Regions from separate parts of the Homo sapiens genome. Here region 2 is linked to region 1. A link is a loop called in an ENCODE intact Hi-C map of the cell type or tissue named here. Cell type or tissue: pancreas. All regions are shown on one strand. Links, peaks and the distances in the headings refer to the core of each region. The heading gives the core; the rest is flanking DNA.

Region 1 (10,258 bases), core at 1,372-9,371:
GTATCTGAGTGTGCTTTTCATCACAAAAAAACCCCAGCATCCTTAAAGGTTAAGAAAAATCGGTCCTATTATTCTAACAACTCACAGGCGTGAGTCAAAACATGAAGGCAAACACACTCTGGGGAACACTCATCAGAGACCCTGAAAACAAGTCCCAGGTCTTTTAAAAGCAACCTCAGCTTTCCGGCAGGGCCTGATCTAGGGATAAATACTGCCAGGGCCCACAGGGTCCCACCGTCTTCACTGGAAGATGGCTGGTACCGCCCGCATGGGCTGGATGAGAAAGCTGAGGCCAGAGAGGACAGGCTTCTCCCCCAAGCCAAATACAAATGAGGGGCCATGAGCTCTGCCTCACTGTGGTTCTCACCACTGCCTATGTGCCATGTTGTTGGACTGGGGGCCCCCAGGCTGGGTGCAGTGGGGCCACTTCTTTCACTGGGAGCAGGAGGAAGATTCTTCTTGCCTCCTGAAAACCCATAACCACACTGCAGGGGGCCTGGGCACTTGGAGTTCAAGGGAAGAGCCCACTCCTTCCCAACCCATACCCCAAGAGCAGGACCAGACTAACGTGTGCATGGGTATGTGTGCACTGTACAGTGTGTGTGCACATGTGCAAGAGTGTGTGATTGTGTGTACGAGTGTGCATACATGCGTGTGCATGTGTACATGTGTGCATGTACATGCATGTGTGAACGTGTACCTGTGTGTGCATGTGTGAATGTGTACGTGTGTGTGTGTGTGCATGCAAGTGGATATGAACTTGTGTGCATGTACATGTGTGCACTGTGCAGTGTGTGTGCCTACGTGTGCATGTGTGTGCATGTGGACATGTATATGTGCATGTGTGGTTGTGCATACAAATGTGTGTGCATGTGTGTGTGCATGTGTGTTAGCAGCTCTCTGACCACACAGACTGGGCCATAACTACGCAGCCCCCATGTGCTCCATGGGCTGTGACTGGGGTGGGGGCTCTATCACAGAAGAGTCATGCCCAGGCCAGAAGAGCTTGAGAGAACAAGGAGTTGGGCCCTTCCAGGGCCTCAAAAGCACCCAGGCATGACCACGGCTGAACGAGGATGCAGAGCCAGTGCAAGATCCTGTTTTAGGGAGCTTTGTCAAGGGTTACTCATCTCCCCACGCATGGAGCCTGTTCCCTACTTCTTCCAACACACATGGAATCGTTTTCAGCTGTGTCCAGATGCCTTCCCACCTGCATGCGCCTTACTTAGTCACCAAAGGCAGGCATTTTTAAAAGAGAAGATTTTTAATAAATCTCTAATCTCTTTTAAAAACAGGGGATTTAAGCTGGCTCTGAGCGCCCCTGCTCCAGGAAGCTCACTGCACAGCTGCGGGCTGGATCTCGTTCCCACCTGCAGCAGCACTACCCTCTAGTGGCCACGGAGGATGTCCACGTCCCGGCCAGGGTTCCCGGCAAGGACACAGGTGGCAGCTCCTCAGCAGCCGCCTCCAGCCACCCCTCCTGCACATGCCCCGGTGCTGCCGGAGCCTCTCGCCAAGCATCACTCACACAGGTGGCCACCACAGCCCCACTGATAATTCATCTTGCCCGCTAACCACTTATCTCTGAGCTGTGCTCACCGATCACCATCCTCTCCCAGCGGCAGGGAACAGATTCCCTTAACTCCTCCCAGCCGCCAAGCCCTCCAATCCTTTAGAACTGGGGCCTTGCCTCTCAGCTTCCTTCGCCTCCTGCAATAAGCATTTCAGAGGGAGACGTGGCCCCACCAATGGCCTTTTCTCTACATCCTTCCTCCACACTGACCATGAATGAGAACAGAGACGGAGGGACGAAGCGGTGGGCGCGGGGGGGCGGTGTGGCAAGCACCGCGTCACAGGGGAGGAAACTCACTTTTGAAGTTTGGGGTCCCCTTCCTCTCTCCCTCGCTGCTCTTCCAGGAGAGCACTAACCACCAAACCTCGGGTCACTCACCCCTTTGGTGTGCAACGAGAGTTGGTGGTTATGTGACATATGGAGGACTGGGGGTAGAAACACAAAGGTCTGGGGACCCCTAGAATGAGATGCCCAAATAAACAGTAGCTGGGTATTCTCTGGAGCACTCCTGCCCCTGGGAGGCCCCCTTTCTGGACTTTTGACTTCTCCCCGTCAGTAATGCTGCAGCTGGTTCGTACTTTTCAGGAACTCTACAAGCCAGCTGACAGCAGCTGACAGCCCTTGAGGGGGTATTTACAGCAGGGGAATTGACAAATGCTACACATCAACCTGCTTTAGTTCCTTTGGAAGAGCCTATTGTTAAACACTGAGTCCCCCACCCTGCCTCGGCCTCAGTGGGTCTCCACTCAGGTAAGGGCAGCCTTACCGACACATGACACATGAGCATGCTGGGCCGGTTTCCAGACTGCCTGACTCCAGAGATCTGGGGTGGGACAGACGACATGCCTTTCTTGTACGTTCCTGGGGAATGCCAGTACTTCCAGGCTGGGGACCGTACTTGGGGAACCAGTGCTCAGTGGTTCATCAGCACGAATTAATTTATACAAAGGCACAAAAGACAACAGTTTAGAATGAGAGGAGACTGAGGGGGCCAGGGCCATGCTCAGATACTGCAGGGCTGGAGACTAGCGTTTTCTGTTTCCAAAGCAGAGAGGGTTTCAGCTGAGAAGGAGGCCTTGGAGCAACCAGAGCCAGGTCTCCGCAGCCTCCAGGTCTCTGTAGCCTCCGGGTCTCCGCAGCCTCCAGGTCTCCGCAGCCTCCAGGTCTCCGCAGCCTCCAGGTCTCCGTAGCCTCCAGGTCTCCGCAGCCGCCGGGTCTCCGCAGCCTCCGGGTCTCCGCAGCCTCCGGGTCTCCGTAGCCAGCCACCCGGCCGAGGGGCTGGGTCCACAGAGGAGGACCAGCAGCAGTGAAGGGCAAGTCCACAGAGTTCTGAGGTGTCCAACCTCCGGGACGCTGCACTGACTTTCAAGTGCCCAGAGGTCCTCCTAGAATAACACATCCCTCCGCCCCATCATCCTGCAATCCTTTAGCTGGCAGACACCAGCATCCCGGGGGGACTTCTTAGACTCCACTCTGAGTTTGGCTTTGCCACGCTGTGGTTTCATCACGACCATCACGGCCAGGTGACGGGTTCCAGCTCATTCGGGGCTCAGCCCCATCTGCCCACTTTGGTGCTGGAAAATGCACTCAGAGTCCAACCGGCGTGGAAATACAGTCTTTGCGCCACTGCTTTTTTTTTTTTTTTTTAGATGGAGTCTCGCTCTTGTCGCCCAGGCTGGAGTGCAGTGGCACAATCTCGGCTCACTACAACGTCTGCCTCTCAGGTTCAAGTGATTCTCCTGCCTCAGCCTCCCAAGTAGCTGGGATTACAGGCGCCTGCCACCAAACCCAGCTAATTTTGTATTTTTAGTAGAGACAGGGTTTCGCCATGTTGGCCAGGCTGGTCTCGAACTCCTTATCTCAGACAATCTGCCCGTCTCGGCCTCCCAACGCATGGCCCATTCAAAGTTTGCCAGAGGCGAGTTCAGGGTGGGGATCCTGGCAGTGGGAAACTGGAGGAGCGCATGGAGCATCTGAGAGTTGAGGCAGCGGAACCCCTCACCAGGAGGCACCTTCCTGCCCAGACACCTCGGGATGAGCCCCTGGTGGGACTGCTCGGGTGCCGGCAGGGAGTTCCTGGACCCACCCAAAGCCAGCTCTGCTTCTCCCTTCTCTCTTCCCGCTTTCTTCTCCACAGCCCCCTGATTCCCACAGATCCTTCCCTGGAAGGCTTTCTCGCTGTCTCTTCAAAGTCTCTCTTCTACCCACTGCCATGGGAGCCTTCGCACCTCGGGTCTGGTGGCCTGTAACCCCTGCCAGCCAGGCTCCCTGATACCAGCCTCTCTTTTTCCAGACAGTCTGATTAACTTTTCTAAAACCTCACTACCACTGTATCAAACTCCAGCTTCTCTTCAACCGTCAGCGACTTCCCCACTGCTTGCAGGATGAAATCCAAATTCCTTAGCGCAACCCCCAAGCTGGGGTCTCAGCTCCAGCACCTCTCACCTGACCCTCAATGACCAGCTGTCTCAGGGGGAGAAAAAGGGAGGATTTAAACCCAGCACACCTGGGTTCAAGCTTCAGCTCTCCTTCCCACGATTGGTGAACACTCGGGCAGGTTACCTAACTTCTCTGAGCCTCAGTCTCCTCTGCTTAATAATGGGTGGTATCATAACATCTTCCTGAATTATTATCTAAAATGTCAAGTTCATGACTTGTCCGCCCAAATACGGCAAATGCCACCGATTTTAATCTCACCCGAAACCAACCTCACAGGTGCTGATTCACTTTTAGGAATTAGGAATTTAGTTTTAGGAATGAAGAAATGAGGCCCAGTGAGGTACATGTACACGTGCACATGTGCATACATGCGTGTGTACTTGCCTGCCTGTGCATCCACATATATGTGCGTGTGAGCGTGTGTGGGCACAGGAAAGTCTGTGTGCACGTGTGAGTTAGGGTGGGGGGTATGTGGAGACACCAGGACCACCAACATGCATGACAACGAGAACCAGTACGCATGTGTTTGGGGGACAGCACACCCCCGCTCTGATCCTCGGTTTCCGAATCTGTTAAAAAAAAAAGGCTCCAGGCTGGACAAGCCCCAGGTCCCCTCCTTCCCGGTTCTGAAGCTCACAGGTCGCGGGTTTGCTGAGAAGGCACGTGCTCCCCCTGGTGGAAGGAAACTTGTATGGCAACGCTCCCGCCAGGGCCCCGCGATGGTCAGGCTTTCTGCCGTCTTGGAAACAGACACCGACAAGCAACAGGGTTCCCATAGTGCCCGGGCACTTCGGACCCGCTGCGGGACCTTGGGCAAACTCTTTTAGCCTCAGCACCTTCCTCTGTGAAATGGAGCCAACAACAGCACATCACAGAGCTAACAGTAAAGAAAACTGGGGCAGCCTCCTCACCCCCGTCTCTTTTCTCAGTGGTTAGTTATGCCAACGATTGTTCCAGAATCCAAACTCACACAGCAGAGAGAGGCAGCTCAGCACACGGACCTTGCAGCCAGTTGGCCCTGAATTCCAGCCCTGCCACTTACTAGCTGTGTGATCCTGGGCACGTGATTTCACCGTCTTTCATTGTGGAGTTGTGAAGATTCATAAGCTAACTCTCACACGGTAGTGAGCGCAGGGCCCGGCCACTCACAGGTGCATGGTAATGTCGGTGGTACAGGTGTCTTGTGGCTGTCACTGAGGTTGTTCATAATCTCCTGGCTCCTGTTCCTGCTGGAGCCACGGGGAGCTGCCCTTCCCACCCACTTAAGTTAGGCACCATCCCGTGACTTGCTTTGCCCAACAAAATGGGAGCAGAGGGGTGTCACTTCCAGCCGAAGTTTGCAGAACCAACAGTGTGTGCAGTACCACACCCTCTCTTCCCGATATCTGGCAAGCATCGGGCAGTGGCTCTATGAGCTTGGGTCCTGAGTGAGGGCAACAGCACAGCACAACACCCTCAGGAACCAAGATGCATATGAGCCAGAAATCAACCCGCAATTGCTACAGATCTCTGATGTGGGGTTGTTTGTTACTGAGCATAACCTGCTGCTGCTGACTGAGACACTGACTCCTGCAGAGCTTCTCTGAGGAGAAAGGATTCCTTCTCATTTATCCTGACATGTACTTACTAAATAGGAATATTTATCAGTTAACGAACACACATTTCCTTTCCCCAAACCTAAACTACCAAGCAAGAGAACCACCAAAATTTGCAATTCCAAGTGCATCGTGATGGAGACCAAAGCCCCAACTTGACCACTACACAGTCTGCACATGTAACAAAATTGCACCTGTGCCCCCAAAATATGTAGGAGTTGTAAAATATACACAATGAACTGTGATATGAGCAAGAGATAGAACATAGCAGAGTGCAAAGGCATTTTTTCTCAAACACACAAAACCTTTATGGAGACGGATTTGGGGTTTCACAGTTCAGTTCCACCCGCGTAGCCGCCTGCTGCAGCACAGGGGGAAAGGGAGGCTTGGGGCACCTCTCCTACCCACACCCCAACCCCACACTTCCACCTGCACCTAACTTGCTTGTTAGAAGACAGGAGAGTCGTGGTTACAATACACTGGGAGGGAGATGCTGGACGAAGCAAGCCTCTCAGGGGAGACCCGGCCAGTGAGCAGCCGCAGGGAAACGCTCTCCGTTCGTGTGGTCCCTGGCGCCACCTCGCGGCGCTGGCTGGCACTGCTGGGAGCTGGCTCCTGGTCGGCAATCTGCTCCTGCTCCTGGCCAGGGCAATAGCACACTGGATGCTGAGCGGGTCATCACACACATCGGAGCTGGTCATCAATGAACATCTGAGCCAGTCATCACATACATCGGAGCCGGTCATCAATGCACATCTGAGCCGGTCATCACACACATGATCTGAGCCTGTCGCCACACATCGTCTGAGCCGGTCATCACGCACATCTGAGCCGGTCATCATACACATCATCTGAGCTGGTCATCACGCACATCAGAGCTGGTCATCATGCACATCAGAGCTGGTCATCATCATGCACATCATCTGAGCCAGTCATCATGCACATCTGAGCTGGTCATCACACACATCATCTGAGCCGGTCATCACGCACATCATCTGAGCCATTCATCGCACACATCAGAGATGGCCATCAATGCACATCTGAGCCGGTCATCATACACATCATCTGAGCCGGTCACCACGCACATCGTCTGAGCCAGTCATGCACATCTGAGTCTGTCCCCGTGCACATCATCTGAACTGGTCATCACACACATCGGAGCTGGTCATCAGTGCACATCCGAGCCCGTCATCATACACATCATCTGAGCCGGTCACTATGCACATCGTCTGAGCCAATCATCACGCACATCTGAGTTGGTCCCCGCGCACATCATCTGAATCGGTCATCACACACACATCTGAGCCCTCGCCTGTGGGCTGAGATCTGCGAGAATGGACAGAGGGCCCAGGATGGAAAAGCATGAGGGACTCAAGGACGACACTGTGTCCAGGTCCAGGGAGGAGCTCACCCTGCACCCTGATCACTGAGACACTCACTCCCCACAGTGCAGAGTGACCCTGAGGCCAGAGCCCAGCCAAGCCCCCATCTCCACCACTGGGGCAGGGGTCTCCAGGGCCCTCTGAGTGCAGGTGGGGTTCATCTTACCCCCTGGAAAACAGTCTGGCTTCTATGTCCACCCTAGGCCGGCACCCTAGTGCTTGGCCAAAAATGGAGCAAGCCACGCCAGCCTCAAGGGCCTGTCCTTCTCCATCCACTCCAGGACAGGAGGCTGACAGTCAAGGCAGCACGCACAGTCCTCCCAGCGAGATGAGCAAATGAAGGACGTGAACTGGAAACAGGTCCACAGAGTAAACAAATGGCCCCCACTCTAAATGGTCTTGTCTGAAGCCTTGGACCATGCCTCTTTATCCAAGTCTCTTTGCACAGATAATTGTTCCAACACTGAAGCCTGAGCCCCCACTGACCCACACATCTCTCTCCTCAACTACCCCAGGCTCATTGGAGCCACAGCTCTGCCCCACTCCTGAGACGTCCCGGGCCCTCGCTACATGAGTGACCCAGTGAGGTAGAGGGATATGAGAAGAGCTAGGAGAAGGGCCTGGAGACGCAACACAGGCGCTCGGGGCGTGTGCAGGTGGGACGACGCAGAGAGGCGGCAAGACGTCAGGAGGTGCCAGAAGGGTGGATGAGAACCCAGGGTTAAGTGCAGCCTTCCAGAACAGCCTTAAAGGTGGATCAGCCATCCCAGTGGTGGCCACAGCTGCTGTCATTCAGTGCGACTGATGGGGATCCAGGCCCGCAAAGCAGTGCTCTATCTGGGCCTCCCGTCAACCTTCTGCCGGAGACCAGGGATTCAAGGATCAGTGGCAAAGGGCTAGATGTTTTTGTTAGTCCCTTTGTTTCATTTGCAGCCACGATGAGCTGACACCGGACCCAGCAATGTGTGGCGGCCTCTGTGGAGAACAGCTGCAGGCTCTATCTTGAGCAAGCCTTTGGCTCCCTGCCTGGGAGGACCCCTCCTAAGGGATGGGGCATTCCACACCTGGACTGAGCACAGTGGAGCCAACCACCGCTCAGTGCCGGGAGGAACCACACTTCCTGGGGACCTGCTATGTGTCTGGCCTCGCTTAAGCTGCATCACATCTGTGAGCCACACACGGCTCCATTTGTACAGGTGACCCTCACTGAGGCCAAAGGTGTCTTTGAGACCCTCTCTCCTAAGCCAGGCTCAGCACACAAGCCAAGAGCTCTGGGCTGTGGTTTACAGTGGACAGCGAGGTTCCCTTCACACTGGATGGTGACAGCTGGCGCCCGCCTGGCAGTTAGTGTGTGCCGGGCACTGATCCAGGGGCTTCCAGTGGGTCATCTCCCCCAACCCCAACGGGTGGGACTGGTGGTCTTTCGCTTTGCAGAGGAGGACGCTGAAGCACAAGGCAGAAGCGCCTTGCCCAAGGTCAACAACAGCAAGTGGCTGAGCCGTGACGTGACCAGGAGCCCATCACGTCAGCCCTGGATTGAGGCTGCCTCGGTGACTCAGGAGGCTTGAGATCCCCTCCTGGCTGTGGGAGCAGAGCATCCTGCAGAAGGGGTAGACCCTCACCTGCCAGCGGGGCTGCAGCTAGGCCATGGGGCATCCCTCACCCTTGGTCTGGGGTACAGGTGCACTAACAAGGTGCACACAAGGAGCCCCGCCTGCCACTGGTTTCCGTTCCAGGATCCGGGTCTGGTGTCATCTGGATGCTCAAGCTGCCAGGACCTGAGGATGTCTGAGCCCCTGAGTCCTTCCCCAGAACTCTGAGCATCTCAAAAGTAACAGGGCAGGGTGCAAAGCCACGTCTCCACCTGGGGCCGGAGGGCCCTGCCTCCAAAACCTGCCTCCCACCTTCTTTTGGTTACCACCTTGGCTGCCTGGACCTCCAGTGGAAGGAAAGATACCCTTTTGGATCAAATTTGGACTGGGCAGAGCCGGGGGAGAAGGGTGTGGCTGAGCTCAGAACAGAGAAGCCCAAACTTGAAGCTCCCTGTGTCTGTGCGTCTGAGATGCTGCAAAGTGACCTCTGCTGCCCACGAGGACTCTTGCTTCTCTCCCTGCTCATCCTGGCCTTGCCCTTTAAAATGCAGCATCCTAAGGAAAAGGGGCTCCCCACTCCCTGAAATAAACCTCTGTCTTCTCCAGCACAATGATACCAGAAGAATTAAGGGTTTCTTTCCAGAAAGGGGGAAAGGACCTCCTTCCTTAATGCAAATTTTATTCTGACTCCCCCTGAGACCCCCTCCCCAGCCCTATGCCCACCCTGCTCTCTAAGTGGGAGGGCATCCTCACAGGTGCTGGCCACCCCGTCATTATCCAGAGAAAAAAGGGACCCAGACTCAGGAGGGCTGTCATTGTCCAGCTGGCCTGGGTAGGCCCACCTACTGCTCGGAGGGATGAAAGCTGTCCCCCTCGGGCCCCAGGCTGTGGGCAGGACCAGCTACATAATTTGCAGGGACCATCCCCTCATTAAAAAGTTGTCCAGAATTCCCAGACAGCAACAACAGGGCATGAAACCCAGCCTGGATCCCTTCTGAGTGCAGCTTCCAGCGCCTCCACCGGTCACGGGTCCGTGAAGCCGGGCCAGGGTGGGACCTGTCATCCATGGTAGGGAAGTCTGCAAGGAGAACGAACCCCTGTCACAGCGGCAGGGAACGCGCACCAGGCTAAGCCGCAGAGCCTGAATCTTGGAAATGCTTCCTGGCTGCAAGGACGACCTGTCTCAAGGGGTGGATTTGGGAATAAAGAAATACAGCTTTGTCACTTTCACAGCATCAGTGTTTCCAGGAGACGCCTCCCCACAGCCCCGCGGACAGGCAGGATTTCCTTGCCATAGCATCACTATTTACATTCAAATAAGTGACTATCCTTTTAAGAAGCGTGGGCTGGGCGCAGTGGCTCACGCCTGAAATCCCAGCACTTTGGGAGGCCGAGGCAGGCGGATCATGAGGTCAAGAGATCGAAACCATCCTGGCCAACATGGTGAAACCCTGTCTCTCCTAAAAATAAAAAATTTAAAAAAAAAATTAGCTGGGCCTGGTGGCGCACACCTGTAGTCCCAGCTACTCGGGGGTCTGAGGCAGGAGAATCACTTGAACCCGGGAGGTGGAGGTTGCAGTGAGCCAAGATAATGCCACTGCCCTCCAGCCTGGGCAACAGAGGAGGACTCCATCCCCAAAAAAAAAAAAAAAGTGCGACCCCCACCCCCAGAAGTTT
Region 2 (10,258 bases), core at 1,203-9,202, 200 kb before region 1:
GAGGGAGGCTGCGTGCTGGGAAGAGCTGTCACTCCAGTGCTAATATTCACTACTTAAAAAAAAGAGGCAAGAAAAAATACCCCATTCGCCCTGAATCTGAGAAGGGCCTTGTTAGGCAGGCAGGAACTGAGCTGTAATTATTTCTGCGCTCCTGGGCACCACTATAAATATCAGGCAAGGGAGGCACCTCAGAAGGTTCCGATGGTTCCAAGGCTTTGGAGATCTCCTGGCTCCTTCCTGCCCCCATCCTATGTCACCTTCCCTGGCAGGGGCCTTGGAGGGTGCAGGCACTGCCTCTCCTCCAGTTGGGCAGGGCGTGTCTTCCCCAGCTTCCCTGAGCGTGCCTGCCTGGGAAATTCTGGCCCACGTAACCTTGCCAGATGCCCTGAATCTCTTCAGTGTGTACCTCTGTGAAATGGACACACAGGATTCTCCCTGGGAGAGCATTTGCTAAAAGGTGTGCAGGGGAATACTAGACTCCAAGGTGGCCTGTGTTTTTAACAAAAGGTGGGCCAAATGAGTCCTGTGGTCAGATGACTTGGGGGAGTATTTCTTTTGACCCCTACCCATGTCCTTTGGAAATTCCCAAGGTGGCAAGTGGCAAATCATAGTAGAAAGGAAGCAACTCCACACTCCCTTTAGGGGAGGAAGGGAGGTGAATTCCTCATGCTCCTGCCCCTCTTTCCCCTTCCAGGCGCCCAGGCCGACCATCCTCAGGCTTCCCCTGCGCCGTGAGGACAGTGTGCAGCTTGGCAGCAGCGCTCCCAGGACAAGGAGTGAGCTCACAGTCTCTGGTTGCAGCTGTGCTTGGCCGCGCCAAGCCGAGCCTTCATCGACAAATACATCGTGCTTTCCGCAGAGCCAGACCTTCCTGCCCCAGCCCTGGGGTATTTGGCCTGGGCTTGGGCATGAGCACTGGGGGACGAAAGAGGCAGAGTGGCAGAACTAGATCTCCACAGTGGGGTGGGGTGGGCATGGCTCAGGGATGGGAGGATGTGTGCGTGCCTGTGTGTGTGTGATGGGGTGTGGGGAGAGCCAAGAAGCCACTCTGACCAGCTGGAGTCCTGTATCACCATGGAACACTTTGCAGGGGAATTAATGTCCCAATTCAGCAGCCAGGGCAACAGGGTTGGAGTCAGGGAGAAGCCCCCACTCAGGCTTTCATGGGATGCCCCCAGCAGACACCACGGGGCAAGGTCAGGCTGGGGATGGGAAACCCAGCAGACACCATGGGGGAAGGTCAGGCTGCGGATGGGAAACCCGGCAGACACCATGGGGCAAGGTCAGCTTGGGGATGGGAAACTCGTCAGCCTTTTTTTAAAAAAATGTAGAAATTCTCACATTCCCAGAGGAGGCGGCTTCCTTATATCAGGAGTCGGGGGCTGCTTCCACTTTGTTCTGGCCTGTTTAATCTCCCCAGAAGGGCAGAAAAGCCGGCAGAGGGTCCCTGCAAGCAGGGGTGAAGCAAGCCCAGGGATGAGCCGTCGGTGCAGCCCTGGCAGGCGAGGCCTCGCTGGAGGTGGCCAGCAGAGGGCCCACTCACACCACCTTCACCGGCTGGCCTGCGAGGAAGGGCTGCTGGGGTGCTCCCCACCCCCAACCCCCTCTGCCTCCCTCTGCCAGGGGTCCTCAGCAGTGCAGAGGGAAAGCTAAGCCCAGCCCAGCTGCCGGGGCCAGCACTCACCTTCCGGCTCAGCGGGGGTCCCCCACCCACTGGCACTGTCCCCCTGGCCCCAGCAGAGACTGCAGCAAAAGTAAAAATCGGCGTGCAAAGGAAGTTTATTTATCTGTTTAATTAAGAGGCGTTTGCCAGCCACATTCGGGTCCATCCGTCTCACTTACAACCATGTCCCAGCAAAATTAAACATAATAAATACAGGGAGACTGAAAGCGAAGGGCACACTTGAGATATATGGGCAGAGCCAGGAGTTGCACAGGGTTGCAGTTATAAGCACATCTCTCTCTTGCAAGTTCCTCTCCCCTCGGGGGCCCAGGAGCCGGAGGAATGCGCTCAGAGAAGGGGCTGTGGGTGCCGCTCACTCTGCTCCTTCCACTCCGCACTGTTGCCAAGCTTTATTTATTTTAAATGAGCCCCCAGGACTTCTCCCTTCTCCTCTTCTGTGGAAGGCGAGCGAGCTCTACACCGAGCAAAAGGAACATCTGAAAGCAGCCAGCACTGTGATGTTCCACCCCAGGGCTCGGTGGGTAAGAGGCCTTGGAAGCTGCGGCCCTGGAAAGCTCGTTGCAAGCTCCTGCTGCATCTGGGCCATGAGCTCCTGGCAAGGAGACAGCCTAGGCTGAGCAGAGCCTGGGAGAAACAGATCTTTGGTCTTCAGTGCCAGCTGTGGCCAAGCCACCGTTTGGCAAACTGGGCCCAGAATCCCACAGAAGCCAAAGGAAGAGGGGGGCACTTTGATTTCTGTCTCTCATCTGAAGGCTCAAGAGCCTGGCCATTTGCTTAAACTTCCCAGGAACAGAAGCACACAAAGGGGGAGAATGGCAATTTATTATTACTGATTGCTAACTGTAACAATACCTTGTATCTGCTCAGTGCTTTCCTAACCTTTTCAAAGAGCCTTCATGTATCTCACCTGATCATCACAAGTTAGGTAGGGAAGGTGTAATGATGCCCATTCGATATATGATGACCCTTTTAGGATCACAGAGGTGGTCCAAGGTCACACAACCAGTTAGAGGCAGCGTCTGGGCCAGAAGGCAAGACTTGGAACTTGGATTTATGGGAGCCCTTTTCTTCCCTTCGACTACTGTGCTGGGCTCATGCCCTTCTGTGAACATGCTCGTCGTTAGCCCTTGGCTCTCTCTCCTAACAGGATCAACCCCAAACCAAATCCGTTAATGTAATAGTCATTTGCAATAGCTTGGGCGTTTACTAATCACACCACCGCTCCGTCTGTGCAGCAATTATCTCGAATTTCCTCTTTCTCATTAGGCAGGAGGTCGCGAGGACTCAGTGGGTTGCTGAGCCCTGTGATGACGCCAAGGAGAGGAGCTGCTGCTAGACCAAGGAAGCCCTCCCTCAGCGTTCCTAGCTGATCTTCCATGCAGCGCCCAATTTCCTGGGCCCTCACCCCGTGCTCAGCTGACCCACCAGCCCCGAGCCCTCCTGTCCTGCCCAAGCCTGTGCATGTGTGCCCTTGTGCCCAGACCATAGATGGCTACAGAAAAGAGAGTCCTGAATGGCTTGGGAAGTTGTATATTTGCTTGGAGATGATGACTCCAGCTCGGACTGGGTATCCAGTGAAGTGCCCTTGGATGGTTGGGCCCCCACTGCAGACATGACTGATGACAGCCTTTGCTCCTGCCAGGGCAGGGATCGCACCAGCCAAGGAAAACCCATATCACTCGCTGCTCCACGCAGCCCACCCAGGAGGCATGCACCGCTAACATCACTCTTGGTACCCCCACTTGCTCTCCTTCAGCATCAGGGTCAACTCCAGCCTCCTGTTTGAGGTCACCTCTTTCCCCCAATCAAATAACAGAGTGAAGGCCGGGTGCAGTGGCTCACGCCTGTAATCCCAGCACTTTGGGAGGCCAAGGCGGGTGGATCACCTGAGGCCAGGAGTTTGAGATCAGCCTGGGCAACATGGTGAAACCCCATCTCTACTAAAAATACAAAATTAGCCAGGCGTGGTGACACATGCCTTTAATCCTAGCTACTCGGGAGGCTGAGGCAGGAGAATCACTTGAATCTGGGAGGCGGAGGATGCGGTGAGCCGTGATCGCGCCATTGCACTCCAGCCTGGGCAACAAGAGTAAATCTCTGTCTCACCAAAAAAAAAAAAAAAAACAAAAAAACAGAGTGAAGAAGAAGAAAGGAGTCCTCAGGGACAAGAGTGATGGGGCTGGAAGGGGAAGTGGCATCACGTCGCCCAGTCCCCGGCCTTCTAGCTGGCAGACACCAAAGCCTTCAGAGACACGTGCTCTCTTTTTTTTCCCCTTGAAGCTCTCCACTGGGGGAGACCCTGCTGTCTCTCCGGGGAGCCCAGTTAGGTTTTTATCACCCTGAGTGCCAAGAAACTCTGCCTCGTGGTACACAAACCTTTTCCGTCTTAATTTTATTCAAAGGGTGAAGGCTTTGAAAGAGTGACAAGGGGGAGCTTAGACCAGAAGCTGAAGCCACTGCCGCTCCCTGTAGCTCCCAGGAGGGACTGGGGCCACTGACCAAAACTTGTAGAGCAAAGCCGTGCATAAAGGGAGGGGGCTGAGTGAGCACAGCTCTTGCATACCGATGGGGAACAGGAGCCCTGCACTCTCAGGGTGTCCAAAAGGGAAGACTGTACACACAATGTGGGTACAATTTGGGTAGCTCCCATTGCTACGGCCGGCATGAATTTGCACCATGTTTGGTTAGAATTGAACTGAGGAAACAGCATTCAGGGTTCCTGAGTAGAGACCCATGGGAAGAGGTCAAGGTTTGTTCTTCCATCAACAGCGGGTGGGTCTGAGCTGACCCCTGGGTAGAGGCAGCAAGGGTCCACCTCCAGCAGTGAAGTGGCTGGGTGCTCCCATTTGCCATCAATTTTTAGAAAATCTTACTTAACAGAGAAACCAATATCCCTTCCTCCAGCACTGGGCAAGGAGAGGCCACATGGAGAGCACGTGCAGCACTGTAGAGAGGGAATGGTGGCCCGGGGGTACCCCGCACCCCAGGACTGGGAAGTTAGGACCTTCAAACTCTGACCAAACCTGAAAGACTCTGGAAAAAGCAGCTGCCTGTAGCCCCAGCCCCAGCACTCAGTGAGTTAAAAAGCAACCGCAAGGCCTCGGGAAACAGAATGTGAGGGGCGGGCACTCTGTTCGTCCCCTGCCCCTGCATGCCCCCTAAAGCCAAAGCGTCAGCTCATTAAAAGCTCATTAGGAGCCCAAGGCACACAAAGGCCCGGAGAGGCATTACTGTCCTGGCAGAGTGCGTGGCCCTGGGGAGGCCGATGCACTGCTAGGCAGCCAGTGCCAAGCTGCAGACAGGGGCCGGGCCATGGAGTGACGAGGCGGCCGGCGGCGGGAGGTAGGGGTGCAAGGTCCTTCTAACGAAGCCTCATGGGAGCTGAGCTTGTCCCAGGACTCAAGGGAGTGGGGACGAGCATATCTGCCAGGAAGCAAAGGAACAGATGCAGACGGTAACCTACAGACTCACCTCCCCACACCTCCACAATGACAGAGGCCAGATAAGAGTTCCTTTCTCAGGCTTTGAGAGCAAGGAGAAGGCAGGGTTAGGCAGGACCCTGGGCAGCCTCTTCCCTCCCGGCAGCCTAAGATACACCAGGGAAGTTGTGTGAATTGCTGCCCGGTGAGCAGAGATGGGGCAGTGGATGCTGATGTGTTTTAGTCCCTAAAAGTTGCCCAAGAGCAGGGGAAGTGCCTATCTGGTGGGGGTGTGGAAGCTTGTCTTGAGTTAGGTGTGAAGCTATTCTGAGGCTGCCACCCCTGCCAACCCCCTACCGTCTCCTCCCTCTTGATCCTGGGAGGAAAATCCCTCCCCTTTCCTGATCCACTCTAGCATTGGGGTCCAGCGATGTTTTGGCCCCAACACAACTCTCCAGTTCCAAGGCATGAGGTTTCTGAGAATTCACTGGCAAGGAGGTGTGGGAAGTTGGCAGCCAGCTGAGGGCCCTATGCTGCTCTTAGCCGCTCCCGGCCTTTCCTCCCACTGAGAGTTGCTGCATCAGGATGGGGGGGAGCCGTCTGTTCCTGCTCTTACTTCCCTAGGATGCTGTGACTTTTGATTCCTGCTTGATTAATATACAGCCAACAGAGACTGTATTTAAGGCAGCTTTAATTCTCTCAGGTCACCAAACTCGGGAGCAGCAAAGCTGCAAGGAGCCAGCCCCGCAATAGATCAAACACCAGGACCTTCAAATCGCTCTGTGGCCCAATTTCTTATTGCTGCTGCTGCCTGATAACCCTCCCAGCTTGGAGGCAATAGCTCCTTTTTCTAGGGGTGGACACGGGGGCTGGATGTGGATGTCCATGGCTGAAACCCTCCTGGCAGCACGGAACGAGAGCTGGAAGGACCGGGCACGAGAGTGAGACCGTCAGCACCAGGGACAGCTCCAGCCAGACCCTGGAGCCGCCGTGGCTGCCTACACCTCTGTCTCCCTGGGCCCAAACAAGCACGGGTGTCAGTGAACTCTCTGTTTTGCAGGGGTGGCCAGCGGCTAGCCCTGCTGATGGCCACCTTTTACCAAAACATCCTCGCCTGTTGAGTTAGCCTGCTGCTCCCTTTGGGGCCCTGCACACTCTCACTGGCTCTGTCTCCCTTTAGGAGATCCAGCTTTTGCCATCCCTGACCCCCAGAGGGAAGCAGGCTGCTGTGAGGACTATCTGTCTGGCCTCTGTGCCAGCCCCTGGTGCCCAGGGCTTCTGTGGGGCCAACAGTTTCCTTCCTGGCTGAACCTCATCCGCTTCCAACTTGCCTCATTAGCATCTCCTGAAAGGCAGGCTAATTCCTCTGCTGAGCACCTGGGTGTTCACTTGCTCGGTGGGGGCAGGGGCAGGCATGCCGGCATGGCTGCCGTTTCCTCCAAAGCACCTTTTATAGACCTGGTCCGTGTTGCAATTTGGGAGGCACCGGGGAGCAGCACAATGTGGGGAGATTACGCTCGGAAGCCGGGCTTGTAAATTACCTCCCAGTGGGGGCAGGGAATGTGCCTATTAACAGAGAACCTGGTGCACACAGCCATTCTCATTTAAGAGCAGGATCTTCCCGGATCAGACTCTGATCAATCCTTGCTGCCACCAACACACCATATATTAGGAAGAAATGTTTGCATTGAAGTTGGAGGAAGCCCCATACTCACCTCCCCCCGCCAACCCCCTACTGCTGTTTTATTAGGATTTTCTCTAAACCCAGCCCCATTGGATTTATTCCCCCTGCTCTGCCTCTATCCACTTAAAAATATTGTCTATGGATTTTCAAATTATTGCTACACTTTCTAAGAGAAGGATGCAGTGGTTAAAAATTAACAGCAAATTTATGGGAATTCTATATGGCAATTACAGAATTATAATGAAGTGGCTGCCACTTGGCTGAGTGTGGGTAATTGGAAATCCACACTGGGAAGACTAGAATCTTTACTGTATTGGAATTGTGTTTTTGAGAGTAAATGCTGTGGAGAGGGTCAATGGAGCCTTGAGTAGGCCAAGTTCTTCTCTACAGGAAAAAGTGGTCTGCTCACTGCCTATTGGGAGGCAATTTAGAAGGAGAATCACTTATGCTGGCCCACAGGAAGGTGGCTGGAAACCACTGGGGGAGGTAGGTGTTCCGGGCTAGGGGAGCAGGCCTGATGGTGGAGGAGGTGGGAGTGGGAGAGCATGAAGGGAGGAAGGCCAGGGCATCACCAGCAGAGGGAAGGCCCACTGTGGTGCAGCTCGAGCCTGACAGAAGGCAGCACCGAAACCCTGATGTTCTCCCTGCCCTGTGGGTTCATTTTCCTTGGAAAAAAATTTTGGTAAAAAAACAGAGATGATTTTATCATGAAGACACCAATGTTGCTCTCCTTTCACATGGCGCTGTCCTCGCTCCCACAGCTGCTGTGGTAGAAATGGACTTTGCCTCTGATCTCCTCTGCAGCTCTTTAGGGCCTTAGTGGCTGAGAGGTGGAGCAGGAGTCTGTGATAAGGGAGCCCAGATTCCGAGCAAGGGGGTTCTGCCAGGAATCTAGGTACAAACTGCCTCCTGGAAGCCAGGTGCGGTGGCTCACACCTGTAATCCCAGCACTTTGGGAGGCTGAGGCGGGTGGATCACTTGAGGTCAGGAGTTCAAGACCAGCCTGGCCAACATGGTGAAACCCTGTCTCTACTAAAAATACAAAAATTAGCCAGGCATGGTGGGCATGCCTGTAGTCCCAGCTACCGGGGAGGCTGAGGCAGGAGAATTGCTTGAACCTGGGAGGCGGAGGTTGCAGTGAGCTGAGATTGCACCAGCCACTGTACTCTAGCCTGGGTGACAAAGTGAGAGTCTGTCTCAAAAGAAAAAAAAAAACTGCTTCCTGGTTCTTCAAGAGTTTTGTGTAGACCTGGTGCTGTTGAGTGCAGGGGCCACGGGCCACATGTGGGCATTCAGAGCTAAAACACGGCCGGTTCTAATTGAGACACTCCCTGTGTGTGTGGGTGTGTGTGTGTGTGTGTGTGTGTGTGAAATGCACATGGGATTTTGATGACTTGGGACCATAAAAAGAGTGAAAAAATAGTTTGTATCTAGATTACATGTCAAAATGATCATATTCAGGTATATTGGGTTACATAAAGCGTATAATTGAGTGCCCCCAGTTTTGTTTGTTTTACTTTCTCAATGTGGGTGCTGAAGAATTAAGCATTTCCATGTGTGGCCTGCATTATGCTTCTATTGGGCAGCTCTGGTCTAGAACATGGGCAGATGTCTTTCCGCTCAGCCCCACCGACATCAGCTCACTATCATCCCCATTGCCTGCGCGGTGCCTGGCCACGGGTAGCCTCTCAAGAAGAAGTGCAGGCCGGGTGCCGTGGCTGATGCCTGTAATCCCGGCACTTTGGGAGGCTGAGGCAGGTGGATCACCTGAGGTCAGGAGTTCGAGACCAGCCTGGTCAACATGGTGAAACCCTGTTTCTACTAAAAATACAAAAAATAAGCCGGACATGGTGGTGGCTCTCGTGCGTACAGTCCCAGCTACTCAGGAGGCTGAGACACGACAATCACTTGAACCCAGGAGGCAGAGGTTGCAGTGAGTTGACATTGCACCACTGCACTCCAGCTTGGGTGACAGAGTGAGACTCCATCTTGAAAAAAAAAAAGAAGAAGAAGAAATGCAAAATGCAAAGCCAACTGGGTCTCTTCTTAGAGTAAGGCCGCACGCAAGTCTGTGTGGGCAGGAAGCCTGCCCTGATCTCCCCATCCCAAAACACAGACACCCAGCAAAAGGGTCTGCTCCATTTCAGTCTACGTTTCTTGGTTTCTGTCTGCTCTATCCTGATATCTGAGACTGGGGCCTCCTTATTTTGTCCTACCATTGCAGCTGTGCAGGCACACAGTGTCTGCTGAGGCCAGTGGTGGGGTGGCGGGGGTGGCTTTCCTTCTGTGCTCCCTCCCCTACGACCGGACAGCACCAGGAAACCAGCACTCTGTTTTGGGGTTTGGGGATGAGCTCACAGGCAAATACTTCTGCTTCCTAACCTGTGACCTGTGCTAGGAGAAAGTGTCCTAGTGGCCAGCTCCCGTGCGGCTGCACTCGCTTGCATTTGGCTGCTGGGTGAGCTTATTGATTTTTCTCTCCGAGGTAGAAGGAGAGGCCTCGGAAATGCCATTCCAGTGAAACTGGGCATGGCGATAATTATCATCATCAGAACACCCTGGACAAATTGGATCTCAGGCACCCAGAGCACCCTCAGCCTCATGCTCCACCCCAGCCTCCTCTGAAGGCAGAGGGAAGGAAGTGGGAGGGTGAATATTATTCTTCCCATCTCGTTGGATGGAGAAGCTGAAACCCAGGGTAGAGGAGTGTCCCAAGATGGGAAGTGGAGGCCGGGATGCGGGGTCGGAGTCACTGCCCCCTTCTACTGGAGAAACAGCAGCAGAGTGGAGCTTGGATCATCTTGAGCTCCTAAGAAGACTGTAGTCCCGCATCTCCTACCTTCTACCACACACCCAGCCACAGCTGTTTCTCACACCCTCCTCCAGCAGAAAGTGGGGCCCGCTCCAGCCTGGGAGTCACAGACCCGGAGTCCAGCCCATCTCTGCCCCGACCACCCGTGGGACTCTGAGCGAGCAACTAAACATCTCCAGTGTTGGTGTCTGCGTCTATCAGAATGGGACGGCAGTACCTCTCTCAGTATCGCATTCCCACAATACCTTGTGAGGATTCAAAAACATGTCATATACAAACCAGCTGGCACATAGTAGATGTTCAATAAATCATGGTAATTAATTCAACAAATACTTATTGAGTTTCCCCAAGTGCCTGGTTTTGTTCTAGGTCCCTTCTCTCTGCAGTGCCCAGATGAGACTGCTGATGAAATTTCCTCTCTTCACCCGGATGGACTGCACTTGCCCTGCTCATCTCCTAGGCCTTGGTACAGAAAGTACAGTTAACTCTCAATTATCTATGCCAATGGAGTGGAACGTTCCACTGATAATTCAGAAAGAGCAGAGAGTCTACAGATAATTCTTATTTGAATTAGGAATGCATTATGCTTATTTTCACATCGGGTTTACCTTCCTAATTACTGTTTGTTCTGGATTATGCTCAAACTGGTTTGCATTCTC

What was found. A loop is a pair of places that touch in the nucleus more often than their neighbours do. Peaks named below come from ENCODE experiments on the same cell type or tissue, not always from the same donor. Only the 100,000 strongest peaks of a DNase experiment are listed, where the experiment ranks them.
Region 2: a loop joins it to region 1, with 4 times the contacts of the local background. A loop is called at or near these places in 67 of 110 quality-filtered maps.

Annotation. Positions count from the first base shown.
Region 1 is chr17:79,387,276-79,397,533 of GRCh38, forward strand. The region is part of intron 2 of RBFOX3 (RNA binding fox-1 homolog 3); the gene reads right to left. Among named protein-coding and RNA genes, the nearest start is that of RBFOX3, 220 kb to the right of the region's middle. In pancreas, for the core only: CTCF peaks have their summits at 1,380 (motif pointing left), 4,696 (motif pointing left) and 6,194 (motif pointing left); DNase peaks (open chromatin) are centred at 1,426, 4,706 and 6,196; H3K27me3 peaks cover 3,263 bases.
Region 2 is chr17:79,186,624-79,196,881 of GRCh38, forward strand. The region is part of intron 4 of RBFOX3 (RNA binding fox-1 homolog 3); the gene reads right to left. Among named protein-coding and RNA genes, the nearest start is that of ENGASE, 120 kb to the left of the region's middle. RefSeq lists a silencer at 1,464-1,623 and an enhancer at 6,188-6,845. In pancreas, for the core only: a CTCF peak has its summit at 1,546 (motif pointing right); DNase peaks (open chromatin) are centred at 1,519 and 6,074; H3K27me3 peaks cover 886 bases.